Linked DNA regions of Mus musculus: region 2 is linked to region 1. Evidence: chromatin loops called from intact Hi-C (ENCODE). Cell type or tissue: heart. All regions are shown on one strand. Each heading gives the region's core, and the rest is flanking DNA. Links, peaks and the distances in the headings are about the cores only. Region 1 holds the start of Sertad3 (SERTA domain containing 3). Region 2 holds the start of Shkbp1 (Sh3kbp1 binding protein 1).

What was found. Peaks named below come from ENCODE experiments on the same cell type or tissue, not always from the same donor. Only the 100,000 strongest peaks of a DNase experiment are listed, where the experiment ranks them.
Region 2: a loop joins it to region 1, with 2.1 times the contacts of the local background. A loop is called at or near these places in 1 of 42 quality-filtered maps.

Annotation. Positions count from the first base shown.
Region 1 is chr7:27,466,144-27,481,558 of GRCm38, reverse strand. Sertad3 (SERTA domain containing 3) reads right to left here and starts at 7,719. Exons shown (of 2, transcript NM_133210.2): 1 at 7,688-7,719; 2 at 4,195-5,419. The coding sequence starts at 5,416. The coding sequence ends at 4,823. Gm38972 (a long non-coding RNA gene) reads left to right here. Exons shown (of 5, transcript XR_881906.2): 5 at 303-1,038. It also overlaps the pseudogene Pgam1-ps2. In heart, for the core only: a CTCF peak has its summit at 6,667; DNase peaks (open chromatin) are centred at 6,848, 7,868, 8,178, 8,768 and 3 weaker places; H3K4me3 peaks cover 2,988 bases; H3K27ac peaks cover 3,292 bases.
Region 2 is chr7:27,347,334-27,362,748 of GRCm38, reverse strand. It overlaps Shkbp1 (Sh3kbp1 binding protein 1), which reads left to right and starts at 6,741. Exons shown (of 18, transcript NM_138676.2): 1 at 6,741-6,878; 2 at 7,123-7,176; 3 at 7,303-7,348; 4 at 7,462-7,535; 5 at 7,965-8,023; 6 at 8,297-8,377; 7 at 9,993-10,154; 8 at 10,679-10,769; 9 at 10,863-11,053; 10 at 12,142-12,257; 11 at 14,128-14,215; 12 at 14,301-14,417. The coding sequence starts at 6,793. It overlaps Sptbn4 (spectrin beta, non-erythrocytic 4), which reads left to right. Exons shown (of 36, transcript NM_032610.2): 32 at 281-353; 33 at 890-1,182; 34 at 2,641-2,814; 35 at 2,964-3,006; 36 at 5,299-6,366. The coding sequence ends at 5,457. In heart, for the core only: no CTCF peak of the experiment used is centred there; DNase peaks (open chromatin) are centred at 5,588, 6,288, 6,728, 8,448 and 1 weaker place; H3K4me3 peaks cover 3,636 bases; H3K27ac peaks cover 3,001 bases.

The sequences.
Region 1 (15,415 bases), core at 4,700-9,699:
AAGGTGGACTCTGGCCTCTGGGGTTTGTCCCTCTGCAGGGCCAGCCTTTCCACTTCTGGGGCCAGTTCTTAATTAGGGAAGGAGCCGGGCAGCTCTGAGCCTCTGTATGTTCACCTGGAAATTGGGGGTGTTTCTTCGATTGGCTGGTTGCTACTATCAGGCTCCCCTCCTCATCTTCCTTCTTTCCCACCTCCTCCTGGAGGAGTTTGTTGGTTTTTGGTTCTCTGGTGTTTGTTTGTTTGTTTGTTTTGTTATTTATTTATTTATTTATTTTCTGAACATGTTCTGTATTTGTAACCCAGACTTACTGGCCATCCTCCTGCCGGTCTCCCAAGTGCTGGGATGGACAAGGTTGGTGCCACCATGCCCAGCTTCTCTCACTTGCTTTAGGGAAGTAAAAAGACTTCCAAGAAAAAGGTGAGTCAGATCTCATCGCCTTTGCTGAACGCCCTCCCAGAGTCTTCCCTCCTTCCTTAGCTGGAAACATAGCTCAAGTCTTCCCAGTCCGAGAGCCTCTTTCCCCTCCATGGAGGCACCCACCCTCTCTCTATCCCTGCTCCTGGGCTTCAGGCCCCTTGCTCATGCTGCAGCAGCAACACTGAGCTGTGCTGGCTGGCAAATATTCTGTGCACGCTCTGACTTCAGGGCCTTTTGCAGGGATTATTTCCCCACCTCCTTCAGGCTCACCTCCTTCAGGACTTTATCCAAATGTCACCCTGTCCATGAGCCTATCTTCCGCCCTCTCCTCTAAATAGGGTCCCCGACTCCTCCCCAAACACTGTCTCTTCCCTTCTAGAGCTCATGATCTTCCTGCTTCAGTTTCTAATACGCTTGACTGAAAGGCATACACCTTCACCCCAGCTCCAACCATTCAGATCTGGAAGTGGTCCAGAGGTGGTGTGCAGTGATTCCCTGGGGTAAGGGTGTATGTCCAAAGAGGGGAGAGGGAGGCATGGCCATTACTAAGCCTAGTGTTCTTCTATTTTTTTAAAGTCTCTTTTATTTTATTTTATTTTATTTATATGAATACACTGTAGCTGTCCTCAGACATTTCAGAAGAGGGCATTGGATCCCATTACATATGGTTGTGAGCCATCATGTGGTTGCTGGGAATTGAACTCAGGACCGTTGGAAGAGCAGTCGGTGCTCTTAACCACTGAGCCCTCCCTCCAGCCCCTTTGGAGTTCATTTTTATGTTAAGGGTTTTTACTCTTTGTGTATATGTTGCATTTGTGTTTATGTGCACAGGGTGTACAAACATTGTGTTCACATGCTTGTGGAAGTCGGGAGTCAGCGCAGGTATCTTCCTCTGTCACTCTCCAGGGCCTTTCAGTGAACCCAGAGCTCACTGAACCTGGCTAATCTGGCTAGCCAGCTTGCTTTGAGGGTCCCGCACCTCTAGCTCCTGCATGTTGGGAGAAGAGGCAGCTGGTATGCCATCCCAACTTTTTCTGTGGGTTCTGGAGATCCAAGTTCAGGTCTTTATGCTTGCATGACAAGTGTTTAACTTCCTGAGCCAGTTTCTCACCCCAGCAGTTTTTCAGCACCCACCAGTGTCTAGCACCAGAGTTGGTGAGAGTACAACTGGGCAAAGTCCCACACAGTCCCTCCTCTGAGAGTTTCTGGTAGTGTTGGAGGCTAACCATGAACAGGTAATAAATAATCTGGAGTTGCACAGGTGCTATTAAAAAAGTCAAACAACCTATTGTGTTGGCTCGTGCCTTTAATCCCAGCACTCAGAAGGCAGAGGCAGGTGGATCTGTGTGAGTGAGTTTGAGTCCAGCCTGGCCAATAGAATGAGTTCTGGGGCAGTCAAAGCTACATAGAGAGACCCATCTCAAAATGAAAGAAAGTGAAACGGGGCTGGAGCAACAGCTCAGTGGTTAAGAACAGGACTGTTCTTCCAGAGAACCAGGGTTCCATTTCTACACTCACATGGTGGCTCACAATCTGTCACTCAGATCCAAGGGGATCTGACGCCCTCTTCCAGCCTCCAAGAGTACCACAGTACCAGGGCACTAGGCATACATGTGGTACGCTGACATGCATGCAGGAAAAATACCCATACACACTCAAAGTAAAATAAAATAAAACATTTTGGGAGGAAAAGGCAAACAAGGCTAAAGTGTAGCTTAGTGGTAAAACCCTTGCTACGCATGTGCAAGGCTCTGGGTTCCAGACCTATTATTGCCACTACTATTACTAATAGCAACAACAACAACAATATCAATCAGGATGTAACAGGATAGTGGTACTCATGGGACATTGAGCCAGCAAAAGCAGGGAACTTTTGGTCTGGTGAAGCTAGGCGAGAAGTACCCTTTGGGAAGAAAGTTAACCTAGACAAAGGTCCTGGCGTAGAAATGAGCTTAAGGTTGGAGACCAACCCAAATATAGAGTTGAGTGAAGGAGAGTAGGGGCTGAAACTGAGGAAGTTGTAGAGTGTGAGACTGAATCAGACCCTTGTTTTTATTTTGAGTGGGAGTGGGAGAAGTTTCAAGAAGAGAAAGATGTTATTTAGTTAGCACCCTTTTTTGTTGTTGTCCAAGGACAGGACAGAATCTCTTGCTGTCCACCTGTACATATTGCAGGCTACCTTACGCATATGAGTACACTGTCGCTGTCTTCAGACACACCAGAAGAGGGCATCAGATCCCATTACAGATGGCTGTGAGCCAACATGTGGTGGCTGGGAATTGAACTCAGGACCTCTGGAAGAGCAGTCGGTGCCTTTAGCCACTGAGCTATTTGTCCAGCCCAGGATACAGACTTTTTAAGTCACTTTCCTGTAGTGTCCTTATCTCTCTTTGGGTTAGTCTTACTTTCAGATGACCTGTGCACTTTCTTAGATACAAGGCCACGCCCCCACCTCACTCAAAGGCGACGACTTCTGTTGGAAAGCCAAGAAACCACAAACAGAAATCCCCATCTTTGCCATGAAACCCTTCCAGAAAAGTCCCTAATGCAGGGTACGTTCACTTGGCATGGGCAGGGCATTGATGTGTGACACTCCTTCCCTGGCCTTCCTTTTTCTTACCCTCACTCTCCACAGCCTTGCTTTGCCCCTCTCAAGCCAGATGTGAATTCCTGAATCCAAACTTCATGTGGCTTTCAAGAACAGCATTTTAGAGATTTATGTTCACAGGTCCTAGAGGGTCTTTGGGCCTTTTGCTTCCCTTTAGGGCTTCAAGAGCACATTCCAAAATAAAAGATTGACTTTTCAGTTCCTAAGAGCCCCAGGCTTTGACACATGCTCCACGCGCACACCCACGCACATGACTGGGTTTCAGTCCACTGGAGAGGATCGTAAACACTGTGGGTAAACAGGGCTCTGACTGAGGCCCCAGCACTGTAGCAGAGCACCTGTGTGAGCTCTAGTGAGGGGACGAGAGCACTGCTCACCTGAAGGGTATTTGCCTAAAGTTCACTTGTAGGGAATGGCTCGGCAGTATGGTGTCTGACATGGCTGTCCACTAGCCATGGACTGGCTAGTATTCAAACGGAGAACTAGCTGCAGGGGCCAGCAAAGAGTGAATCTTACTCCTATTGTTCCTTTCCTCTCTGTCTCTAAACTTCAGGCTTCAAAACGCTATTGTAGCAAGGTGTTGGTGTGCATCATTTGGGAGGCAGAGGCAATTGGATCTCAGTGAGTTTAAGGACAGTTGGTACTACACTGTGAGACCGTTTCAAACAAAACAAACAGTTGTTTTTGCAGATGGGGTTCAACCCCAGGACATATACTAAGCAAGACTTCAACTATGTACTCTAAGCCCTTAAATTTGAGATTTCCCCTATGCAAATGTAGAATTTGACACAGTATATGTTTCTTTCTAATCCTGAGGATTAAAGGGTTTAATTTGCATAAAGTGGTTCTGACAGTATCCTTAAGCAACCAGCAACTGTTACACTTTATACAATATTACACTTGCTCTACTTTTGTTTGTTTTTGTGTTTTTGAGACAGGGTTTCTCTGTGCAGTCCTGGCTGTCCTGGAACTCACTCTGTAGACCAGGCTGGCCTGGAACTCAGAAATCCAACTGCCTCTGCCTCCCAAGTGCCTGGATTAAAGGCATGCGCCACCACCGCCCGGCTGCTCTACTTTTGTTAAGGAAAGGATGTTAAGTATTGGAGAAACTTAGCAGGCTCTTCCCCAGATCACCCCAGAGATGTTTACAGATTTAATTACAATTCCAATATTTCCAAAATGCTTTTATTAGAAAAAAACAAAAACAAAAAAACAAGAACAACAACAACAACAACAAATTTCACTCAAAAAATCCCCCCAAACCAACCAACCAACCAACCAACCAACAAACATACGCCTCTGCAAACCCTACCTCCTCTTTCCTCTTAAGTAGCACAGCATGGAGCTGGTAGACTTCTGCCCTATTGCACATGGTCCGGCCTGGTTATGAATCAGGAGGCTGCTGGTACTGGGGTCCTGCCAAGAGGTTGAGTCTGTCCGGAGACCAGCCCCTCCATCACCCCTTGACAGGTCCAGTTTTATCTTCCCTGAGACCCTAGTGGTCATAAGGACAGTGGGAACTGGAGGCAGAAGAAATGTGTAAGCGAGGAATCTAGACTCCCTGAAATAGAGTCTCCTTAAGGCATTCGGAAGAGATAAATTAATTGAGGAAGACGCACCTTCACGGAAGGCTGTGGCAACCAGACACGCACACATGCAGGACAGTTTGTGGAATCCTGACATAGGAGGAAAGGAGGCCACACAGTCTCTGTCTAGCGCCTCCGCCACGCACACATACAAGAGTCCCATCTAAGGCCCAGCGCACTGAGGCTGACGCCCGGAAGAATCCCATCAGCTTTAGGATCCCAGGATGATTTCCATGATGTGGTCCAGTTCATTCCACTCCCAGGATCCTGGGCTACAGAAGAGGCTGTGCGGCGGCTCCGGGGGTGGAAGTGCAACGTCCTTTTCCACCGCAGATGTATCAATGTCCAGAAAGAAGTCATCCAGGCCAGAGTCTCCCAGGTACCTTGAGCTCAGAGCTTCTAAGAATACAGGATCAGCCTGGGACACGATCTCATTCTGGGGACTCGAGGAAGCTGCTGGATTCAGAGGCGGCTCCATCTCATCCATGGATGTATCTAGCTCCCTGAGGATGGAACCGATGGTGGTAGATAGGGAGAAATCTTCTTCACCTAGGAAGAGAGGTTCCGGGGGCAGGGCTGGTGCTGGAGCGAGGCGAATGGCAGCCTGGAGCTGCTGGAGTGTGTTGTGGATAAGGACGTGCCTGCGGAGGCTGGGTGCTCTGGGGCCCAGGCTGCGCTGGACTTTGTCCAGAGAGATTCGGAGCAGGGCTTGCTGGTAGCTCCGAAGAGCTGTTGGACTCCAGTCCCACTTCTCCTCTTCCTCCTCCTCTTCCAAATCAGAATGTTTCCTCTTTAAGCCTCCCATGTCCTGTGAAAAAAGAGTGGAGTCAGATACCTTGGGACCTTACTTCTTCAAGCAAGCCTGTGTAGCTATGGGAAGCTTTTGTGTGTGTGTGTGTGTGTGTGTGTATGTGTGTGTGTATCAGAACCTCCATTTAAAGTGCACAGAGAATCCCACAAGGCTAAGAATGGGTAAATTAATGCATGCAATGTGATTGAGAGAACAAGATGCAGATAGGATTGCTGGGACTGGTAAGTGAGTGTGAGGAGGGGTGCACAGGACACAGAGTGGGAGCAGGTAGTAGTGAGGGTGGAGAGACTCCTGTAGCTGTCACCTCCTCTGTATTAAGGAGGCAGTGAGTTCAGATGTTCAAGGTCACCCTCAGCTAGGCAGTGTCTCAAAAATAAAAGGAGCTGGAAAAATTGCTGAGTGGTTACGAGCACTGTCTGTTCTTCTAGAGGATCCAAGTTCGATCCCCAGAACCTGCATGGATGGCTCAGGACTGCCTAAAACTCCACTTTTAGAGGATCCATGGCTTCTTCTGGCCTCCTTTGCCACCAGGCACACAAGTAGTGCCCAGACAAGCATGCAGGCAAAACATCCATACACATAAAATTTAAAATAGGAAAATGAACAGAAAAAAAAATTGCAGATGGTGTCCTATGCCATTAATTTCAGCACCCATCCAGGAGGCAGAAGCAGGTAGAGTTTAATATGGTCAGACAAACCTGTCTCAGAAAAACAAAAAAGCCCTAAAACAAATCACCAAAACATCCGGGCATGGCTTGAGTATCACTTGTCTGTGGTAGGCACAACGTTGAATTTACATTATGGTAATCAATTTTAACATTTGGAAAGTGAAAATCCTAACTCTGGTCTCAATAGATCTTGTTATTGTTTTCCCACAATACTTTTTTCCTAACAGGTCACAGGACAAACAGGTATGGAGCACAGAGTAATGGACCAAACCCAAACTTGAGACAGGGTTTCTCTGTATTGCTCTGGAACTCCCTATGTGGATCAGGCTGTGTCTCGAACTCATATCGTACCGCCTCTTCCTCCCTGAAGGCTGGGATTAAATGTGTGTGAGACGAGGCTTAGCTGGGACGTGTGTGTTTAAATTCTTTTTTTTTTCTCCTTTTTTAACAAGAATATTTCTGTCCGTACCTGCTTCCTACAATTGAGTCTATGACCTCTCAAAAGAGAGGGAGTATTTCCCAAACTCCGACCCAAAGGAAAGCCAGCTAGAGCGAAACTAACCACAAACTGCACCCTCTAGCGACCAGTCCAACCCAATCATCTCTTTTTATAGGCACCACCCTTCCCTGGGTCGCTAGACCAGACCCAAGAACACCTCAATGTATCCTCAGGGCCTTCTGGGAACTGTGGACCCAAAGGCTCCAGGCAGAGCTTCGGCTGTCGCGTTGGAACTACAATCCCCAGAAGGCCCAGCACACCCAAGAGACTGGACACGCCCGCCCTCTCTGAGAGCATGCGTACGGGAGCTCCGGCTGGTGGGGGAAGGGAACCCGGACTTCAGCTGCCCAGCGGCCGCCGAGCCCCGCCCTCTACTGCCTTCGGGGCGGTGAATCCGAGCTCCACGCCCCGAGCGCCCCTCCCCCACCAGGCTTCAGTCAGAAACCTGTTTTCTCTGGGTCCCTATCACCCCAGGAAGTTCTGGATTCTTCCCCAAACTGTCCTCGGTGTGCAGAGGTCCAAATCCCATCACATCGCCCAAAGACGACAAATAACTCTCGGGTACATAGTTCCGCCGGCGAAACTGGATATCCCAATTCTGAGACCTCGTCCCAAATCTCCCCTCATTCGGCTCCACTTTCAAATGACTCTGGCTTTCCAAATACCCAGTCCGGCTCCGAGACCCAGTCAGTGAACTCTTCCCCGGCATTCCCTTCTCACGACGGCGTCTCAGAATCCAATACTCGGTTCCTCTAGTTCCCGGGTTCCTCTAAATGCTTCATATCCTAGCCTTAAAACGCTCACTTTGTCCAGAACACCGTGGAACTCCAAACTCAGCCTATTCTTCGAGACTCAAACTGTCCTACACTCTCCTCCAAAGTTCTTTCTCCGTTTTCCTGGCTTCTCCAAACTCCAACTCCTGAGTAATCCTGCTCCCCCTTCGGTGCTGATGCTGGAATTCAGCCTTCCACCCTCCAATGTCCATCAATCACACCAATCTGCTCTCCACTCGGGATACCCCGCTTCCGCCTACCGTGGGGGCGCGCCCCCGTCCTCCTCTAACTCCAGGGAAATCTCACACAGGCGGCCACTCCTCACCTCGGCTGCCAGGGTCGCCACGACTACCTCCGACAAGCCTGCAGGGTTGGGTTCCACCAGTGCTGGGTAGAAGTCCGGCTCACTTTCCCCGGGCCTCTGGGTCTGGCTGGGGGCCACTCGGCTCCTCCCCGGAGGCCAGTCGCAAGCCAGGATTGGTTGGAATCCTGCCCGCCGCGGGGCGCCATTGGCTAAGAGGAGCCACGGATGCTAGGCCCCGTCCATCACTGGGCCGGGTCCGGTTTAGGTTGGCTACTGGTCAGGGGGCGGAGCGGAGTCTCCACGGTGGAGTCTGGTAACGCCGTCAGAACTGCTACTTTGGACCCAGCTGTGTTTCTCACTCCTCTGTTTCACTGCAGACCCCTTATACCAGACCCCACTGAAGAGTGACACCGGGTGACACCATTCTCCCCTCCCTGCGGTTTTGCAGGCTTGGGGCAGATGGTGGAGGCCACGCCCCCCGGAGTTCCGAAGGCTGGGTCAAACCGGAGGGCGGGGGGGGGGATGACGCACTAGACAGCAGCCAATAGCATGATGCGGCTTGCGTTGCCTGAACGACCGCAGCCCCGCCCCTTAGCTGGCGGAGCTCTGCTTCCCCACCCCCAACCCGTCTTGTAGGAGGAGTCTATGCTTAACCTAGAGGGGTCTGCTGCTTGTTTGGGGGAACCTCCTGGATCCCAGGCAACGCTTTCGTTTTCCGCATTTGTCTGCCTGTTGCTGTTTACTCTTAAAGACTGCTCACAACTCTGGGAACAAACTCAAACTTATTATTATTATTATTATTTTTAGTTTTGGGGATTTAACATTTGAGCATTTTGAACAAACACCGTAGAACTGAGCTAAGATTTAAAATTTTGTGTGTGTGTGTGTGTGTGTGTTTAATTTTGTGATATGGTTTCGTAGTGAAGGGTTAGCTTGCTCTTCACTATTTGGTCTCTGGTACCCTCCTTCCTGTTTTCTAGGACTCACTTTCGGATTCTTTTTGTTTTAGGCAGTCTCGTGAAGCAGGACTCCAGTGTAGACAAGGGCCTTGAAATTCTAATCATGCTTGGCTTCCATATTGCTAGTCCTGGAGCTGCAGGTGTGTCCCTAAAGAAAATTCCTTTTGCTTAGTTTTTGTGGTGTTGGGCACGGAACACCGAGGTGGTGCTAGCCAAAGTACTCTTATCACTGAGCTACATCCCCAGCCACTTTTTTGTTTGTTTTCTGAGACAGCGTTTTGCTGTGTAGCCTAAGCTATTCTGGAATCTTTCATCTTCCTGCTTCGTTTTTCTAGTGCTAGGATTTAGGCATTACCAGCTTGTCTAGCTTGCTTTCAGTTTTTCTAAGATGGCTTCCAATATCTCCTAAGAAATAAACACAGGGCTTTTCTCCCTTACCTTATTGCAAGGGTCCAATTCAAGGCACACTCTCAGCAGTGAGACAGCCAGACTCTCAAATGTTCTTCAGATGTTCTTGGTTTTGCTTTGTTTAGTTGTTTGTTTTTAATGCCTTTTTTTCTTTTCTTTTCTTTTCTTTTTTTTTTTTTTGAGACAGTTTCTTTGTGTAACTCTGGTTGTCCTGGAACTTACTCTCTAGACCAGGCTGGCCTTTGTCCCACAAATGTTGGGATTAAAGGCGCGGAGCCACCATTCTCTTGGTTTTGCTTTTTTTTTTTTTTTTTAATTTATTTTACACGTGTGAGTGTTTTGCCTGTATGTATGTATGTATGTATGTATGTATGTATGTGCACCATATACATACCTGGTGTCTACAAAAGTCAGAGGCATCAGATCTCCCGGGAGAGTTACTGACAGTTGTGAGCCACCACGTAGGTGCTGTGAATCAAACCTGGGTCCTCACTGAACCCTCTCTCCAACTCTTTGTTTTGCTTTCAAGTTGAGGTCTCATGTAGCCCAGGTTGGCCAGGAACTTATTTATTTAAAAAAATAGAACGTATTTATTTTGGGTTTATGTGTACCGTGACATGCATGTTGAGGTCAGGTGACAATTTGAGAGAGTCCTTCCAGCCCATGGGAGGCAGGGATGCAACATCAGGCCTGATGGCAAAGCACCTTTATTCACTTACTACCCCCACAGCCCTGGACCGCGATATGCATAGGTAGGCGATCTTAGACTCCGGAGCCTCCTGACCACAGTTGGTCCATGCCATCCCGGATTCAGACCCAGGAAAAACAGCTTAGGTTCGTATTTAACATACCAAGGTGGACCTGGCCTCCAGGTTCTCCCAGCATCCCTCAGTGCCTACCTGGCCTACCCTGCCCTTTACCCTGAACTTTCTGGACCAGGGGCTGGGTTTCCCCTCCCCCAGAGGCTCATCCTTATATAATCCAGACTTTTGTGCTCTGTGTTCTCTCTCTCTCTCTCTCTCTCTCTCTCTCTCTCTCTCTCTCTCTCCCTCCTTCCCTCCCTCCCTTCCTCTGTTCTCTATCTTTCCCTCCCTCTCCTCCTTCCCTCCCCACTTCTCATCAGTCTTCCTTTCCGTGGTGACTTCTCTGGCCTCCTTCTTTGGGACCATGCACCTGCCCAAGAGCAGCTTCCCACGAAACCTGCCTTTATATACTCTAATCTGGCTTGAATTGGCTCATTTCCCTGGGAGAGAATAATTTACCAGTTATTGTTCTTTAATGTTTTAGGTTTATTTAATTCTGTGTATATGAATGTGTCTGTACCACCCGCATGCAGTGCCTGCAGAGGGCACGGGTTAGATGCCCTCTCTGAATTACAGTCAATCCCCTGCAGAGGGCACGGGTTAGATGCCCTCTCTGAATTACAGTCAATCCCCTGCAGAGGGCACGGGTTAGATGCCCTCTCTGAATTACAGTCAATCCCTAACCCTCTACCTTCCCCCACCTGGACTAGGGCCCCTGAGGACAAGTTCTAAGGTTACCTCTGCATGCTCTGAAGTATTCTGAGTGCTGGTCCCAGAGCACGTACACAGTGAAAATCTGTCAAGCACTCAGGCAATGCAGAGAAAGAGAAATTGAGATGGCAGAAACAAAACCAAACCTCAGTTGTGGGCCAGCAAGATGGCTTCCATGAGTCACTAAGACCCATGTATTGAAAGTAGAGAAACAGGCTGGAGAGATGGCTCAGTGGTTAAGAGCACTGACTGTTCTTCCAAAGATTCTGAGTTCAAATCCCGGCAACCACATGGTGGCTCACAATTATCTGTAATGAGATCTGATGCCCTCTTCTGGTGTGTCTGAAGACAGCTACAGTGTACTTACATATATAATAAATAAGTAAATCTGGGCGCAGGCGCGACCGGGGCGGGGGGCGGGCTGCGAAGAGAATCTCGGCGATCCTCAGTTGCTGCTGCATCCTCTGCCCATCGCCATGGCTGCCTACAAGCTGGTGCTGATCCGGCATGGCGAGAGCGCCTGGAACCTGGAGAACCGCTTCAGCGGCTGGTACGACGCCGACCTGAGCCCGGCGGGCCACGAGGAGGCGAAGCGCGGCGGGCAGGCGTTGCGAGATGCTGGCTATGAATTTGACATCTGCTTCACCTCTGTGCAGAAGAGAGCAATCCGGACCCTCTGGACAGTCCTGGATGCCATTGACCAGATGTGGTTGCCAGTGGTCAGGACTTGGCGCCTCAATGAGCGACACTATGGCGGTCTGACAGGTCTCAACAAAGCAGAAACTGCTGCTAAGCATGGTGAGGCCCAGGTAAAGATCTGGAGACGATCTTATGATGTCCCACCGCCTCCCATGGAGCCTGATCACCCCTTCTACAGCAACATCAGCAAGGATCGCAGGTACGCAGACCTTACTGAAGACCAGCTCCCCTCCTGTGAGAGCCTGAAGGACACTATTGCCAGAGCACTGCCCTTCTGGAATGAAGAAATTGTCCCCCAGATCAAAGAGGGGAAAAGGGTCTTGATTGCCGCCCACGGCAACAGCCTTCGGGGCATCGTTAAGCATCTGGAGGGTCTCTCAGAAGAGGCCATCATGGAGCTGAACCTGCCCACGGGCATCCCTATCGTCTATGAACTGGACAAGAACTTGAAGCCCATCAAGCCCATGCAGTTCCTGGGAGACGAGGAGACCGTGCGCAAAGCCATGGAAGCTGTGGCTGCTCAGGGCAAGGTGAAGAAGTGAAGGCGAAGAGGCAGACTCCTACCCCGACACCCTCCCTGCCTGTTCCTGCCTCCTGCACCCTCCCCAGCACCTGCCACACTGACTATGTCTTTAGGATTTTAAGTTTAAGTTGTAGCTGCAGATGGGGGCCTGTGGCTCCCGTTTTCATTGTAGTATTTTATCCCCTGCACCCACTCCCTTCATAGAATCTAGTCAGAATAACGCCTTTGGGGGTGCAGGTTCTCGGACCACATCGAGGGACAGCTCCCTGTACCAGGAGAGTTGAGAGATAGTAACTATAGTTTTTCTTAGGTCTTTGTTTACTAAGGGTCTGCTTAGGAAGAATTCAGGGAGGAACTGTGCTGTGGTGTGACCAATGAAAAGCTGCAGTCCAGTTTTGTCCCTGGAACCTGTCCTGCACTCTTCCTGCAGTTAGGTAACTGGGGGCATAGTCATTCCAGTGGAGAGTGGAAGTAACCTCATGGTGATTTTTAACCCTAATTTCTCTCTGACCCTAAAGGAGCTGCTGGCCCTAGAAGGTTGGGATCAATCTTGTCAAGTCTATGTTACACTTACTTTTACAAAAAAAAGTATATATACATATTATCAGCACACAAAAGCAACTCTGAGGTTGCTAGTGACATTTGAAACAGTCCTGTGTGGTCACCAGAAAATAAGCCATTCCTCATATCAGTGGGATAAACTCCTTGTACCTCTTGCTGTGTTTGGATCCCTTGGCCTTGTTTTGTAGAGGTGAAGTACCCCTGGATCATGTCCGAGTTTTTGTCTTTCACTGTCTGAATCATGTTCCAGCTGCTTGACCCTACCGTGTGGGTTCAGAGCTCGTTTGGGCGTAACAACTAAGTCTCTTTCCAGATCAGTATAATAAAGGAGTGATGTGCAATAAAAAAAAAAAAAAAAAAAATAAGTAAATCTGAAAGAAAGAAAGAAAGAAAGAAAGAAAGGAAGGAAGGAAGGAAGGAAGGAAGGAAGAAAGAAGGAAAGAACCTACAAGCTGTCCTCTGACTGGTATGTGTATATGCACTTGAGTACAGGTACACGGCAACAAAACAAAACCCCAAAATCTCCCACCTGACCTGGATGTGGTAGTTACATAAGATCCTGTCTCAAAGGATAGGGTGGTAGAGTGTGGGTGTGTGCCTATCTCATACAAAACCCTGGATTCAATCCCTGGTATTAGGGGGAAAAAAACCACTCCTTCTAACCAGTGAGGTGGGGCCCAGGCACACACTGCCAATCCCACCTCCACCTCCTTTTCCCAGGTACGTACCCCATCTCTGTACCCAGCGGGAAGTCCTGTGGCCACACAATGAATATCAGGAAGATGGCAGACAGGTTCAAACCCAGAACAGCCACAAACCTCCTGGACAAAGCTGCTTCTCTCCTCTGTGAAAATTTGGCCTTCCTGAGGGGCTGCAGTGTGCGTGCCTCTATGGGGCTTTTGTTGTTTATTTGAGGGAAGGTTATGTGTGGTGGTGGTGGGTTTTTTTTTGGGGGGGGGTAGTTGAAGGGACAGACAAACAAGATTTTTCTGTGTAGCCTTAGCTGTCCTAGAACTCACTCTGCAGACCAGGCTCGCCTCAAACTCAGAAATCGGCCTGCCTCTGCCTCCCAAGTGCTGGGATCAAAGGTGTGCACCAGCACCTCCCAGCAAAAAAATTAAATATATATATATGTGTGTGTGTGTGTGTGTGTGTCTCAGTGTTTTGCCCATGTTTATGTCTGCACTACTTGGCCGGCTGGTGCACAAAGAAGACTTTGGATCCCCTGGGACTGAAGTCGTGAGCCCCCATGTGGAGCCTTTGGAAGCACAGCAGTGTTCTCAAAGGCTGAGGCACATCTGCAGCTCTCCTTTCCTGTTTTCTTTGAGGCTGCATCTCAGTGCACTCAAGGCTGGCCTTGACCTCACTCTGCAGCTCAGATTCCTTCTAACGTCCATCTGCCGGGATCTGGGATTACAGGGCCTGTGCCACCTGGACTGCCAGTGTAGGGCACTTCCTCCCCTTTCTTCTCCATCCTAAACTGGCAATCCTCCAGTGCCCCCCCCCCTCAGTAAAGCCCAACCATCACTTTAGTTATGGCCTGAGCTTCCTCCTGCCCCACAGACTATTCACCCAGGACCTAGCTGGAGGGAGGGTCCTCTCTCCTTTTCTGTCCACCCCATATCCCTGCTCTCTTAGGCTTCACGTCCAGAAGCTTTAGAAAGTAAAACCTAAGCCAGACACGCTATGTACCTGTAATTCTAGTGATTGGGCACTGTGCTAGCCAGGAAAATCAGGTCATCCTTGGCTACATAGAGTTGGAAGCCAGCCTGGGCTGTGTGAGACCTTGTTTCAAAAAACAAAAAACAAACAAAAAAACAAAAACAAAAACACAAAAAAACAAAAAAACAAAAACACCCCTAGAACCCAACAAAACAAAACAAAACAAAACAAAAAACAAAACAATTCTTTATGAGGCTAAAGAGATGACTTAGAAGTTTAGAGCACTGACTGCTCTTCTAGAGGTCCTAGGTTCAATTGCCAGGACACATATGTTGATTCAAGGCTATCTCTAAAACCAGTTCCAGGGGATTGAACACCCTCTGACCTCATTGGATACCAGGCATGCACAGACATACATGCAGACAAAACATCCATACACAAAAAATAATAAAAACAATTCTAAAAAAATCTCCAGGAGCCCATGCCTCCACCCCTACTTCCTTTGCAATGTTTTTTTTTGTTGTTGTTGTTTTTTGTTTTTTTCTTTTTGAGTCAATAGCCTACACTGGGTTCAAAATTACGCCGATCCTCCTGTCTCAGCAGCTCGAGTGCTGGGATTGCAGTTGTAAGTCGACATGGCCTGCAAAGCCTGGCTTTCTCTGAGCTACTTCTTCTCGATCACATTACATTTATTCACTCATGGCATGCAGGTAGTGCAGCACATATGTCCAAGTCAGGAGACAATTCACAGGAGTTGGTTCGCTCCCTCTATCATGTGGGGCCTGGGGATTGAACTCAGGTCATTAGGCTTGGCGGCAAGCACCCGTAACTGCTGAGCCATCTTGTCAGTCTGGACAACTCAGGCTTCGCAGACCTCCCTAGTTCTGGCCATCTCTACTTCACTGTAGTGGCAGTATTACTATTAGTAATATTGCTGTTATTTCCCTGTTACTGAAAACATGGTCTAGGACTGTTACTCTTGCTGCCTCCGTCTTCCAAGTGCTGGGATGACATGCCTGGCATCACTAACTGCAGGGACCACGTGTAGTTTGTCAATGGAGCCATATGCTTCTCTGTCCCTTGCTCATGTTTTTTTTTTTTTTTAGCCAGAAACGCTACCCTATTCTGGAACCTTCCGTAGGCACACTCTTACTAATGCAGGCTTCAGGTTGGATATACATCTATCTTCCACCAAGCCCTTTCTGTTTAAGGTGTGCTGGGTGCCTGAACTGCCTCCGGCCCCTGAGCTTCTGAAGCTCTGGCTGATCTGGGGTGCCACAGCAGGGTCAGAGCTATCATTCCTGATGCTTCCTGAGAGCTGGGAAATCGGAGGCACAGGTTACCTTGGTCATCCACATCGGTATCCTAGCATACCACTCCCACCCCAAATCAATCAATCAATCAATCAATCAATCAATCAACC
Region 2 (15,415 bases), core at 4,592-9,591, 120 kb after region 1:
AACCCTGTCTCAAAAAAAAAAAAAAAAAAAAAAAAAAAAAAAGAAGAAGAAGAAGAAGAAGAAGAAGAAGAAGAAGAAGAAGAAGATAGGGATTTGGTTGTACATTGCGTAGCTGTGTCAGGAACCCCCATGTGTGTAAGACTGCTGAGTGTGCAAGGCACACAGGTGAGAGGCTGCTGAGTTGCAGGCAGGGGCCAGGTTTGGAGCCTTTTCTGTCCAGCCAAGGCAGAGCAGTAGCAAAAGGCCCAGAATCTCACTTCTTTTGTCTCTTCTTCTCCAGGAAGGCCACTCTGGCTGATATTGTGGAGCAACTTCAGGAGAAAGAGGCAGGCCCAGGGATCCCTGCTGGGGTGGTAAGTTGAACAACTGGGATGGGTGGGTGTAGAAGCCCTCTTAGTGGCCAGGATTTCAGAGGCAACCATTACCCAGGCCCATCCTTCTTCCTGGACCTTGCAGTCAACAGAGACCCCATACTCTCCCTTAGAAGATGAAGCCTCAGACCCGGAGGCTTATCTCTCTCTCTCCACGCACGCACACATAGTGGACTCTAACCCCCCCCCCCCATCTATTTTAGAGTCCACATTTCTCCGGGCTTGTGGGGTGCCCATTTTCTTATTAGTCACACACGAAGATTCTTCATACAGAAATTCTATGCACCTTCTACCTCCTCAGACCCTGCTCCTAACCTCCCAATATTCAGAATTCCAAAGCCTAAATTCGAATGACCCATTATCAAAACCTATAGGGTCCTCTCAGCCCTGAGGGTCTTCTCCAAGATAGGTGGCCCTAAAGACGCATAGGACCCCAGGCCCTCGGGCTCCCTGAGACAGGATGCTCCCCCTAGTCATCATGCACAGTACCCCTCTCCCCCCTCCCTTCATTCACACAGCCGTCGCTGCCTCAGCCTCGCGAGCTTCCCCCTGGTCGCCTGCCCAACGGGCTTGAGCCGCCCGAGCGGACACCTCGGCCCGATCGGCCGCGGGCACGGGACCGGCCCAAGCCGCGCCGGCGGCCACGGCCTCGAGAGGGTGGTGAGGGCGGGGGAAGCCGGCGCTCGCGCTCCGCCCCTGCCCAGGGAGGCTCCGCCCCCGCGCCGCCACCTCCGCCCACTCACACAGTGCAGCACGAGGGCTTCCTGCTGCGCAAGCGCGAGCTCGACGCTAACCGCAAGTCGTCCAACCGGTGAGCGCGTGGGCGGGGCTTTGGATGGCTTGGGCGCCTGCTCTGGGTATTTAATGAATGAGTAGCTGGGCTGGAGGAGGGGCGGGACTCAAGTTCAAAGCTTCCAATCCGTGAAGTGGAGAGGCGTGGCCAAAGCTTTGAGTGTCCAATACTGAGGTGTCTGGAACTGAGATAGGAGCATGACAAAAGTGTCCCTAACGTTAATAAATTGGGATTCAATCTCAGCAACCACCTCACGTGATAAAGCAGCAACCTGGAGGTAGAGTCTACTCTAGATAATTCCAATGGGGTGTGAATTGGAGCCTCAAGATGGCATTCAATCCGTGATCTGGAGGGATTCCCCCCACCTGGCAACCCTCAGCCACTACATTTTCAGTGGGGGAGGAGGAGTCTGAAAAGGAACAGAGCCCAAACTGAGGACCTAGTACATTGTTGCAGGTTATCTCAGTTGTTCAAACGAGAAGCTTTTTCTTAAATTATCTAAATTATATTTATTTGTGTTGGGGTGAAAGCTGTGTGTGAAGGTCACAGGACAACTGGTGTGAATTAGTTCTCTCCTACGCTATGTATGTAGGTCGACTAGGGATCAAACGCAGGTTGTCAGGCTTGGCTGCAAATGCTGAGCCTTCTACAGGCCTAACCACCACGTGTTTGCATGTGTGTGTTTACTTTTGGAGTCCATCTTGTCCAGTACATTTTTATCCAACTGAGATTTGGAATGTGGGGGCAGGTATAGCCAGGACATGAACAGGGCAGGTTCGGACTTGGCAGGTGGGGATCATAGTGGTTTTTTTTCCTTGCCACCAGACCAAGATGGCAATGAACAGGGATATCTATTGTATGTTATTTTCCTATCTGAGACTTCTTCCAAGATTGGGGCTTTGGCTGGGAAACCAGATCTTCTTATTCCAAACTGTAGAGTAGTAAAGCTTCCTTGAAGGAACTTGGTGAATGGTGGGAAAATGAGAACTAGTGAATGAATGGGGGGTGGGGGTGGGGGTGGGCGGTGCTTGAAGGTTGTGTGGGGTGGAAATGAGACCAATAACTGAGGCAAGGGCTTATAACGGAATCAGGACTGGAAATCTAGTCCATGGTTTTATGCTTTATTACTGCTGAGACAGACCTCCAACTCCTCACTAGTGGATTCTGGACAAGGGCTCTACCTCCTGCTAAGCTCTATTCCTAGTCTCAAAGCTTGCATCTTGCTTTTGGAAAGTCAATGTGGGATGAGATAAGGAGGAAGCATAAGGAAGGTCTAGCCTGGGCAAACTCCTGGTTCTGGGAGCCTTGACCACACTTGCCAGAATAGGAACTGCTTAATAGAAAAACAGCCTGGCATGTGGCTAAGTAGCTAGGACAAAGGGCCAGCGGAAGGAAGGTGCAAAGTAGCATGACCCAGCATACGCTTTGTGATGGTAATGATGTAGCCCTGCCTTCATCACCATCTCATCACCCCAGGTCATGGGTGAGCCTGTACTGTGTGCTCAGCAAGGGGGAGCTGGGCTTCTACAAGGACTCCAAAGGCCCAGCATCAGGGGGCACGCATGGTGGGGAACCACTGCTCAGCCTGCACAAAGCCACCAGCGAGGTGGCTAGTGACTACAAGAAAAAGAAGCATGTCTTCAAGCTCCAGTGAGTCCCTCCCTCCCTCGGGAAGAAGGGAGGGGTCCCATCGTCGCTTCCTTTCCTCCTTGTATACGCTTGGTTCCCATGAAAGACGATGGGTGATGGGGAGAGGGGTTGGGTTCCTCAAGATACCTGAAGTCCTGTGTCTCCTGCAGGACCCAGGATGGCAGTGAGTTCTTGCTCCAGGCTAAAGATGAGGTAAGATCTGATCCTCTCATCCCACAGGTTGACCTTAGCTTAGTGGCTTAGCTCCCAGGGTGGTTCCTGAATCAAAATAACGGGACTATAGAAGGAACCACACAGGTTGGACCTGTCAGGGTTGTAACAGGAAAGCAGTGAGAGCCCCGAGGAGCTTAAGGAGTCGGGGGTCATGGGGAGGGATTCAGGGCAGGTGCTTGCTAGCCATGATAACTAGGTCTGTCTTCTTTGCCATGGTAACTCAGAAGGCCAGAAAGATGATGGGTGTAAGCTTAAAAAAGAGTGATGAAGGTTCTAGAGAGATGGCTCAGTAGGTAAGAGTGCTTACTGCTCTTCCAGAGGACCCAAGTTTGGTTCCCAGCACCCATGATACCACAACTCCCTTTTAACTCCAGCTTCTGGGGCTCTAGCGCCCTCTTCTGCCTCCTAAGAGCATATATCCACACATGGCATATATTCAAACAAGCAAAATTAACACAAAACAGAACAAAATGAGTGATCAGGGCTGAGTGTCCCAGAGGACAGAATTGCAATGGTTTAAGAGAGCCAATTGCAGGAGGACAGCCGAAGTGAGGTAAATGGTTCCAAAAAGGTCCCCTGCAGCTGGACTTCTCAATATTAGGGGAAGATTTTATCCTGAGTGTGCTGGGGGTGGGTAGGGGGCAAGTCAGAGTTTTGAGCTAAAGGGATTGAATGTAATGTATAACAAATATTCCCTTACTGGAGCTGGAAAAATGGTTCAGTGTTGAAGACGGTTGTTGTTAAAGCCTGATATGAACCGGGCGTGGTGGCGCACACCTTTAATCCCAGCACTTGGGAGGCAGAGGCAGGCGGATTTCTGAGTTCGAGGCCAGCCTGGTCTACAGAGTGAGTTCCAGGACAGCCAGGGCTACACAGAGAAACCCTGTCTTGAAAAAAAAAAGTCTACTATAATTTGGATTCCAGCATCCATATTAAAAAGAAAGAAAGAAAGACAGACAGACAGGCATGGCTGCCCATGGACTTACATAATTCCTTAATTATGGAGGGGGGGTAAAGAAATACAGGAGGTTCTTGCTGGTTCACTGAGAGACCCTGTCTGGAGGGAATCAGGCTAGGGGATAGATACAAGACACTTGGATCCTCCTCTGGCCTCCACACGTGTGCACGGTACAAACCCCAGCATGTACAGTCTCATACACCACACAAAGAAAAGAGTTGTTGGGTTCATTGTTTTGTTTTTGCTTTTTGTTGTTATTTTTGAGGCAGGGCTTCTCTGTGTAGTCCTGGCTGTCTTGGAGCTTTCTGTAGACCAGACTAGTGTCAAACTCAGAAATCCACCTACCTCTGCCTCCCATGTGCTGGGATTAAAAGCATGCACCACCATACCCAGCTCCTTTGAAAAAATTTTTTAAAAAGATTTATTTTTATTGTATGTGTCTGTTTACCTTCATGCTTACATGTGTACTGCACAGCTGCCTGGTTGCTCCACCAAAGCCAGAGGATGTACCCCTGAACCAGACTCACAAGTACTTGTGAGCCTCCACATGGGTGCCTGGTCCCTCGGAAGGGCAGCCAGTGGCCAGTGCTCTTAATCATGTATCCAACTTTCCAGTTCCCAAATTATGTTTTTATTTTTATTTTTTTGAGACAGGATCTCTCTTTGAAGTCTTGGCTATCCTGGAAAACTCTATGTAGACCAGGCAGGCTGGCCTCAGACTCAGAGAGAGCCTCCTGCCTCTTTCTCCTAAGTGCTGGGATTAAAGGGGTGCTCCACCACCCTGCCCCAGTACATTTTATTTGTGTGTGTGTGTGTGTGTGTGTTGATGGATATGCGTATTGTCACCCATGTGCTGTGCCTTGGGTGCAGAGGACAGCCTTCCTGAGTCAGCACTCTCCTTCCTCCTGAGGGAGGAAGCACTCACTGTTCATTAGGCTCCAGCATACCTTTGTTTACCCGGTCCTCTTGCGGTTCCAAAATGACTTATCTCAAGGCTTTTGTAAAGAGGAAGTAAGTTGGACCAATGAGCAAGAGGCCTGGTGTCAGGTCTCTGCAAGCTCCCCCCCCCCCCCAGTACTTCATTTGCATTGTTTCTCTCTGCTTGTGGAGGTGGTCTCTGCTTTATAGATAATCCTATTGGTTCTGTTTAAGGGGGTGCATCCACAGAAGTGCTTAGAGAGGAGTCTGGGGCATGTAACTGTTCTTTTATCCTTACTGTCAGCATTATCCTGCTAACAGGAAAGTGAAGCTAGGGAGGGCGGTGTGGTTGAGTTCCTCTTCCAAATATGGACTTGTCCTGCGTCTTCCGTCAGGAGGAGATGAACGGCTGGCTGGAGGCTGTGGCTAACTCCGTGGCAGAACACGCCGAGATCGCCCGATGGGGTCAGACACTACCTACCACATCATCCACAGATGAGGGCAACCCCAAGCGTGAGGGCGGGGAGCGTAGGGCCAGCGGGCGCCGGAAGTGATTCCAGGTACCCTTTCCCCCACCTTGGAGTCTGACAAGTCTCCTTGCCCCTCCTCTCTGCACTGTGGACACAAAGACAACTTCTCATCCGCAAGGGCCGGAATGACTGCGGATGTGCCACTGTGGGCCTGAAATAGAAGGGACTTCTGCACTCCAAGAGGTGGTGGTAGGGGATTGCTGTCCCTATAGCCATATCTCGGTCCCTTCCCGCTCGCCAACCCCACCCCAGGTGCTGGGGCTCCATTCTTTTTATGCAATAACTGAGCTTGGTGGGGCCGGGCAGGGAGCCAGTTGAGCCAAGCTCCCTGCCCAATCGTCAGATCCTGCCCCAAGAAGCTGGAGTGGCGAGGGATCTAGGAGGTGGTGATTTGTTGGCCTCCTCTCCGCCCTAAGGATGGACAACGGGGGCGCTGGTGAGGTCCCCTGGACCATCCAGGGTGCTAGGGGGTGGGGAGGGGACACACTCCCTCCCTGCCTTTACCTCACTTCCAATGCTGCCTTGATCTGTCTGGGAAGAGGGAGGACAGGGGCCCTTAGCCCCTGTACTCCGCCATCTCAGAGCCATGCGGTTAATTCCTGACTTAGTTTATTTTTGCAAAAACGTAGACCCCCCCTCCTTCCCCCCGCCCCGCATCCGCGAAGGCTTTTAATAGGAGGGGAGTCAAAGTTCAAAACTGTCTTCCTCTCTCCTCCCCGATTCTAGCTGTAAATGCCACTTCCCGAGGGGGAGGGGGTGGGAAAGCCCTCCCCCTGCATGCTTCTGGCTGGAGCACCTCCCTGGGACGGAGGGAATCAGGGTTACAGGCAACCCCCGTGGCTGCTTGGAGACGCTGCCAAGGCAGGGGGTGCGGGGCGGTGTGGCAGGCGCACACTGTATGTACCTATAATAAACCCTTTGGCTTTGACAGTCTTCGCTGGTTTGTTCGTGTATCCGAGACAGGATTGGAGGGTGGGCCGGTGTGGGGACGAGGTCGAGAAGGCAGTCTCCTAGACTCTACAAATACCTAAGCCTTGGTATAGGCTCATTTCAAGATCTGCGCACGTACTCCTCAACGAATCGCCTACATTCGTTATGTATTATACCAAAATAAGGGAACCTAGAAAAGGGGGGGGGGAGTTACTAAATCACTCCAAAGGATCCCCAAGTGCGCCCCGTCGAAACCAGGAAAGACCGGCCCTCTTTAAAGAGTCAGAGACCGTAATTGCGTTGAGCGAGCTCTCTGTCCAATCGCCGGTGGATCCTGGAGTCTCTAGGCCAATGAGCAAGAGGAAGAGGCGGGGTCTATGCACACCCGGAAGTGGGTGCGAGCCGGCCGGCTTGCGGGGGGGTGGGGCTATGGCCGTCGCGACGACTGCAGTGGAGGGGGTCCCGAGTCGGGGAGCACCCGGGGAAGTGATTCATCTGAACGTAGGGGGCAAGCGGTGAGTGTGGGAGATCCTCGAGGCCCCATCCTACGGGACCGAGGCGGGATGCCCGCCTCTTCTGGGGGTGGGGGTGGTAGTCCCTGTCCATCAAGAATTGCTCCGCCTCAAGCTGGAGGCTTGGCGCTTGAATAAAAAAGAAAGAAAGAAAGAAAGAAATGCCAAAGGAGAATGCATGAATCTCAGTGGAGGAGGCAGCGTCCTCACCTCTTCTTCTCTTTCCTCTCCTTACCCCATCGCCCAGGTTCAGTACCTCTCGCCAGACGCTTACCTGGATCCCAGACTCCTTCTTTTCCAGGTGATTAGGAGAGTCTGGGGCGAGGGTAGGAGGGAATGAAAGAAGAGGGTGTGGGGAGACCCATTTCTACAATACTCACCTCTGCAACTCGGCCCATGTCTCCTCCTCGGTTTCCCCTTCCTGTAGTCTTTTGAGCGGACGCATCTCAACCCTGAAAGATGAGACCGGAGCTGTGAGTAGGGCTAGATCAAAAAACGGGACTCCGGGTGGGATGGGGGACAGGAGCTCCTACTTATTCCAGGTCTTTTCCATGACCCCCACCTCCATCCCCACCCCACCATGCAGATCTTCATCGACCGGGACCCCACCGTCTTTGCCCCCATCCTTAATTTCCTGCGGACCAAAGAGTTAGATCCCAGGTTGGTATGGGTAAATGGGTGAATTCTGCCACTGTATAAAATCTCTCCTCGAAAAGTAAATGTGTTCCATTCTATTAGAATTATTGATCATGTTATATTCCTTCCATTAAAATATGCCCACACATTTGCACCATTCTTCATCCTTGTTATCTAGATTTTAAAGAAAGTATGTATTTGTTTGTTGGCTTGAGATAAGGCCTTGCTCTGTAGCCCTGGCTGTCTAGAACTCCATCCAGATCAGGCCAGTCTTTATCTCCCATGTCTTGGATTGGCAGGTGTACCCCACCCTCAACCTCCCTAGAATTTTACGCCGGTTGAAACTAGCCAGGCTTCGGTAGTCTCTGGGCAGTTTCAATACCTTTCTCCTTGCAATGTGCTGTTCATGCCTATGCCCTAGATTTTTACACCCAAATCTCCCCTATTACCCAGGGGTGTCCATGGTTCCAGCCTCCTCCATGAAGCCCAATTCTACGGACTCACTCCACTGGGTAAGTGAGAGTCCCGTGCCGTGCCCCACCCCCACCCCAACCCCGCCCCCAGTCAGCACCCTCAGTTATTTCCTGAGCAGAATGCCTCTCCTCTTTGACTCTCCCAGTCAAAAAGACTGTTGGGTTAGAGCTAAGAGCACCGGATTTGGGTCTGGCTCTGAAGGGGTCGGGGTTGCGGGGGAGGGGATAGTTACGTGGAAAGACAGATGAGGAAGGGGACAAGGGTCTGCTTTAGTTTCCCTCAAGATGAAGTTTTGAGTCCTTCCCTTGCAGTTCGTCGCCTGCAGGTGAGGGAAGAGTTGGATCGATCTTCCTGCGGAAATGTCCTCTTCAATGGTTATCTACCTCCTCCAGGTGAGCACTCCCAATTGATGCTAGGGAGAGGGAGATTGGCTTAAAGACTACATTTCCCATAAAGCTTCAACCCTTAGGTGTTTGGAGCCCTGAGGTGCACTGGGAGTTGTAGTTCTTTATCAGATGCTTGGAAAGGAAATAGGAAGCAGCATTTTTCCTTGAAGCTGTGCAACAGCCAGTTCTCTTTAGAGTTCAGAAGCATGCACGGGAGCTTGATGGGAGTTGTAGTCTGAGTTTTCTTAAGTTTCACCCCATTCTTCAGAAAAATAAATAAATAAATAAATTTAAACTTTATCATGCTAGCTTCATTGGATGCTACTTTTTGAGGGTGGAGGTTCTATGATACGGAGTCTCTCTCATAGCCCTGGTTGTCCTGGAACTCACTATATAGACCAGGCTGGCCTTGAACTCATAGGGATCCTCCTTCCTCTGTCTAAGCCTTTAAGATTAAAGGTATACACCACCACACTCAGCCATCCACATTATCTTTTGAGGCATGGTCCCAGCAAACCTGGAGTTCACTGATTGGCTAGGCTGGCTTGTCAACAAAGTCTGAGCACACACCTTTCTACTGTCTGGGGGTGGGGGAGTCCAAAACGTAGTTTTCTTATGCCTATATAGCAAGTGCTTTACCCAGCAAGCCATGTCTGTAGCTCCTACAACTATATTTCTATTTTATTCTTTATTTGTTATAGTTCTAGAGTTTGCGCCCAGGGTTTTGTACATGCTGGGCAGGTGCTGTAGCATGAGACTGCCCTCCCCCCGCCCCCCACCTCCACCCCCCTCCTCTCCCAAGCCTGACAGGTGAATTTTAGGCAGGTGCTCTACTTCTGAACCATGCCCACAGCTTTTCCCCAGTAACAGCAAGGAACATGTTCATGGTCCAGCTGTCTTTATTTTTAAAAATGTTATTACATTTATGTATGTATGTATGTATGTATGTATGTATGTATGTATTGGTTTCTCAAGACCAGGTTTCTCTGTGCAGCCCTGGCTGCCCTAGAACTTGCTCTGTAGCTCAGGCTGGCCTCGAACTCAGAGACCCACCTGCCTCTGCCTCCCAAGTGCTGGGATGAAAGTTGTGTGCTACCACCACCCGGCAGAAGTATTTATTTATTGGGCACGTGGTGGGAGGGTGCATGAATGGAGATCAGAGGACAACTTGCAGAAATTGATTCTCTCCTTCTACCGCACATGTCTCAGGATCAAAGTCAGGATTGCCAGTCTTGGTGGCAAGCACCTTCACCCACTAAGACACTTGCCAGCCCTCTGCTTCATCATCGTTATTATTATTTTATTATTACTGAGACAGGGCCTAGCCTTGAACTTGCAATCTTCCACTTCCAGATTTCCAAATGGCTGGGATTTCAGACCTGCCTGCAAGGCCTGGCCAAGTTAGCAAACACTGAAAAGGCACCAATATCATAGCAGCACCAAACCAGGTCTTTCCCTGTGACGGGTTTCCGGGTCATTGAATGCTGAATCCCGGCACACAGAGCACCTGCCCCAGGACACTGTGCCCCACACAGGGAATCCATGCCTCTCATGGTTTAAGTGTTCATAGACTGTCCGCCACGATTTTAATTGTGGTGCCCGACACTTCCCCTCACTATAGTGTTCCCAGTGAAGCGGCGAAACCGGCACAGCCTGGTGGGGCCCCAGCAAATAGGGGGACGCCCAGCCCCTGTTCGACGGAGCAACACGATGCCCCCCAACTTGGGTAATGCAGGGCTGCTGGGCCGAATGTTAGATGAGAGAGCACCTCCATCCCCATCAGGTAAGCTTGGGACTTGAGCTTAGTGCGTGCGTTCTGCCTCTGTATATCCCTAGCCTTCTTTTACTTTTGTTGTTGTTGTTGATGATGTTGTTGTTGCTGTTGGAGACAGGATCTTACTCTGGTCCAGGCTATCCTGGAGCTCAAAGCAATCCAGTCCTCCTGCCTCAACCTCCCTAGTGCTAGAATTATGAGCTCAATGTTTGCTCCTCATGTTCTTAGTTTTATTTGATGATTATTTTTAATTATCATTATTGTGTGTCCATGTGTGAACTCAGCATAATTGTCAAAGGATACCATGTGGGTTTGGGAGAACAAACTTGGGTTGTCCGGCATGTGCCAGGACTGCTTTTGTATGCTGAACTAGCTCCCCTGACTCCAGCCTTTACGCTCTGTTTTAAGACGGGGTCTCACTAAGTTTCCCAGGCAGCCTACACCACCAGATGTAGCTTACATTTCTGTCCTTTAGGAGGTCAGGGCCAGTGGGCCCCTGTGACCCTGCTCTGCTCTGCTCTCTTACCCCCAAGGCCAACCAGAGGAGCCAGGGATGGTGCGCCTGGTGTGTGGTCACCACAACTGGATTGCTGTGGCATATACCCACTTTCTCGTCTGTTATAGGTGCTGAGGGTGGGGGTGTGGCAGTGGGAGGCTCTGCCCCTGTGGCTAGGGTGGCTCTGAGGTGGGGGTTACTGATGTCCCTCAATCCCACAGGTTGAAGGAAGCCTCGGGCTGGCAGCTTGCATTCTCCAGCCCGCGCCTGGACTGGCCCATCGAGCGCCTGGCTCTTGCGGCTCGGGTGCTTGGCGGTGCTCCGGGTGAGCATGACAAGATGGTGGCTGCAGCTACTGGCAGCGAGATCCTTCTGTGGGCCCTACAAGCACAAGGTGGTGGCTCTGAGATAGGTATGTCTCATGATCTTTTCTAGAACTCTGTAGACTTCTGTAACTTGTTAAAATATCTCAACTGAAACTCAGAAACCCATGGGGGGATGGGAATTCTGTACAGAGTCAGTCTTTTTGCCTTGTGAGAAATGTGTTAGACCTTCAGAACTCTGCACTTTTCATTGTTTCATTTTGCCTTAGACAAGGTTTTACTATGTAGCCCAAGCTAGCCTTGAATTCCAAGTCTTTCTGCCCTTAACTCCTGAATACTGCCTTAGTCAGGGTTTCTATTCCTGCACAAACATCATGACCAAGAAGCAAGTTGGGGAGGAAAGGGTTTATTCAGCTTACACTTCCACCCTGCTGTTCATCACCAAAGGAAGTCAGGACTGGAACTCAAGCAGGTCAGGAAGCAGGAGCTGATGCAGAGGCCATGGAGGGATGTTCCTTACTGGCTTGCTTCCCCTGCCTTGCTCAGCTTGCTTTCTTATAGAACCCAGGGCTACCAATGGGCCCTCATCCCTTGATCACTAATTGAAAAAATGCCTTACAGCTGGATCTCATGGAGGCATTTCCTCAAGGGAGGCTCCTTTCTCTGTGTTAACTCCAGCTTGTGTCAAGTTGACACACATGGAGGGATGTAATCCAGCCAGTACACTGGATTACAGCCACCATACTTAGTTAACACACTGGTTTATTTTATTGTATATTGATTTATGTGTCTGAGAAGAAAGGAACATGCATGAAATCCTGGATTTAATCCCAGTACCATATAACCTGGGTATTGTGGTACATAGCTATAATCCAACACACAGAAGGTAGGGGCCAGCCTGGGCTACATGAGACCCTGACTCAAAACAATAACAACAAAAATCAGCCTTTAGTTGCTGTCATAGCCCTTTGTTCCAATGGAAGGAAACCTCAGCCTGTTAGGATTCTACTCACCATTACACTCCCACACCCATCAGATATTCTGTGTAATTCCTGGAATCCTCTTTGCCGTGGATCTTGTTTCCTGATACAACCTGCGGCCCTGGGGCTTCACCCCCAGCCCTGCAGTGGGGTCCCAGCCTCCTCTTGAGCACCACCCCCTCCCTTGCCACCTGCAGGTGTCTTCCACCTGGGTGTGCCAGTGGAGGCCTTGTTCTTTGTTGGGAATCAGCTCATTGCCACAAGTCACACAGGGCGCATCGGTGTCTGGAACGCTGTGACCAAGCACTGGCAGGTGAGTCTGGGCCAGCCTGGCTCCCTCTTCCCGAGTGTCTGTGACTATGTAGGCCCAGGGTTTCTTCCTATTTCACTCTACCTAGAGAAAGAGGAAAAGAACCCTACAGTAGGTGTGGGATAAAAGTCCATAGAACATCCAAGAGGCCTTCCTGTAGGAGTGGCTGAAGAATCAACCTGAAGGATGGATGAGTTTGGAAAACCGTGGGATTCTTCGAGCAGATGTAGAGGTGGCAGGATGCAAGATGGCAGGATGCAAGATGATGGCAGGGTGCAAGATGGCAGGGTGCAAGATGGCAGGGTGCAAGATGGCAGGATGCAAGATGATGGCAGGGTGCAAGATGGCAGGATGCAAGATGGCAGGATGCAAGATGACAGGGTGCAAGATGGCAGGGTGCAAGATAGCAGGATGCAAGATGATGGCAGGGTGCAAGATGGCAGGGTGCAAGATGGCAGGATGCAAGATGATGGCAGGGTGCAAGATGGCAGGATGCAAGATGGCAGGATGCAAGATGACAGGGTGCAAGATGGCAGGGTGCAAGATGGCAGGGTGCAAGATGCAGGGTGCAAGAGGGATGCGCCTGTGCACATCACTCCATCCAGCCCAGGGGCCATATCTAAAACGTGAAGGAAAAACATGGAATTGTAGTGTATTTGGCCTACAAAAGTATACTGGGAGAGAGACAGAAGCACAGAAAGAAGCACTGAGAGAGAACCAGGAAAAAACAGTGAAGGCAGGAGACACGGAGGCAGGGCAGATGGAGCAAAGTCAGAACGATGGAGCCAGGCTGGGTCTGCTGGTTCAGGCCTATAACCCAAGCTATTCAAGAGGCTGATCCAATGCAAGACCAACCTGAGCTACAGAGTAATCCTGGGCAGCTTAGTGACAGTTGCATCAAAATGTGTGTGTGTGTGTGTGTGTGTGTGTGTGTGTGTGTGTGTGTGAGAGAGAGAGAGAGAGAGAGAGAGAGAGAGAGAGAGAGAGAAAGAGAAGACAGCAAAGGCTGTAACTTAATGATAGAGTACTTGCTTAGAGTCCCCCAGTGAGGGGCTAGGGATGTAGCTCAGTGGTAGAGCCCCTGCCTAGAATCTCCTAGTGAGGGGCTGGGATGTGAGTAGGTCAATGGCAGAGTGCTTAGTTAACAGGGAGGAGAACCTGTGCTAAACAAGATACTAAATACACATCACACACACATATCACACACACACACACACACACACACACACACACACACACACACACACCCCACTCTATAATCCCAGTACATGGGATATAGAGGAAGGATCATCAATACTTCTAGGACAGGAAAGCTTGGGCTGTTTATCTAGCAGGTTCCATACCAACCTGAGGCACATGGGGCCAAATGTCAAAATTCAACAAAAATGGGTCTGGAGAGATGGTTCAGCAGTTAAGAGCAGGCACTGTTCCTTCAGGTGTCTCATGTTCCATTCCCAGCATCCATATCAGGAGGCTCACAACCACCTATGACTGCAGCTCCAGGAGCTCTGACACCTCTGGCCTCTGTGGGCACCCACACTCATGTGTACACACTTGTGCACAGATATATACATACATGATCTTAGAAAACAATTTTTAAAATCTCAACAAAGACAGAAGAAGAAGGGGGTCAAGGAACAAATGGCCTAAGATAGAGAGGAAGGTACATAGGCCAGTTACAGAGAGAGCCATAGACACGGGTGGCCACTGGTAAGGTTGAAAGGAGTAGGTTCAGGCCCTGGTAACCTGGCCAGGCTGGGCACACAGAAATGGGCATCATGGGAGAGAGGCAGGGATGCCAGGCATGGAGAGACACAGAGTGAGACCTTGTGTGGAAATATAGCTAAACTGGCACTGCCTCCTCCCTCCCCAGGTCCAGGAGGTCCAGCCTATCACGAGCTATGATGCAGCCGGCTCCTTCCTCCTCCTGGGCTGCAGCAATGGCTCCATCTATTATGTAGGTAAGCAGCGTCCTTGTGCAGTGTGAGGGGTGGGCTGGAGCAGGAGCCTCGGCTGCATCCGCCCCACCCCTGCCTGCCCATCTAGATGTGCAGAAATTCCCCCTGCGGATGAAGGACAACGATCTCCTTGTCAGTGAGCTCTACCGAGACCCAGCAGAGGATGGGGTCACCGCCCTCAGCGTCTACCTCACCCCCAAGACCAGTAAGCTATGACAAAGTTTCTTGCCCTGCTGTGGCCAGCCAGACGTAGCCGTAGCCGTAGCTCTGTGTCTCGACGGCACTCCTCAGGAACGGGACATCAGTTCTTATTCCTGCAGCACGTGCTTCTGGTTTGCTTTACTTAGCTCTGTTTTAGGTGCTGGGCTGCTTTTGGCCTTTTCATGACAAGCCTGCCTCTTGCATCTTACCTGTCTCCTGTCAGGACACGACATTTGCCTAATTCATAAAGACCTGGATACCTTTCAGATAGTAGATAATTCCATGTTCCAGGAGCCTTGATTTTTTTTTTTCCTCTTCTTTTTCTTTATGGGGAGGACAAGATCTTTCCCTGTAGTTCAGGCTAGCCTCTAACTCCAGAACACCTCATCTTTCTGCTTCAGGCTCATGAGTGCTGGGATCACAGGCTAGCCCCTCGGTTCGTCTCTGTCTCATAGGTTTAACATCAATTTGTGCTCCTATATGGGACACAAGTGCATTGCCCAGGGCCACTGCGTGTACAACGCTGAAGCTCTGTTCTACTCGTGTTCTTTATGATGGTCTATTTAGTTTCTGGGAATCTCTCCAACACTCGGATGACAGAGGCAGGGGGATCTCCGTGAGTTTGAAGCCAGCCTGCTTTACATAGTGAATTCCAGGCCAGCCACAGGCTACAATAGTGAGACCCTGACTGCAAAAAGAAAAAAACAGTTTCTGAGAATTTCAAGATGCAAAGTTTGTCAGTGGAGTCCCTGAGAACCTCGATGTGGGCTCTCAACTTAGCTCTGTTTATGTGTCATTCTGGAATTTAAAAAAGAGAGAGACATGTATGTATGTATGTATGTATAGGAGTATTTTGCTGCATGTCTGTAAGTATGCCATGTTCATGCTTGGTGACCAAAGAGTCTAAAAGAAGAGATTCGATTTCCTGGAACTAGAGTTACAGATGGCCGTGAGCTGCCCTGTGGGTGCTGGGAAGTGAACCTGGGTCCTCTGGAAGAGCAG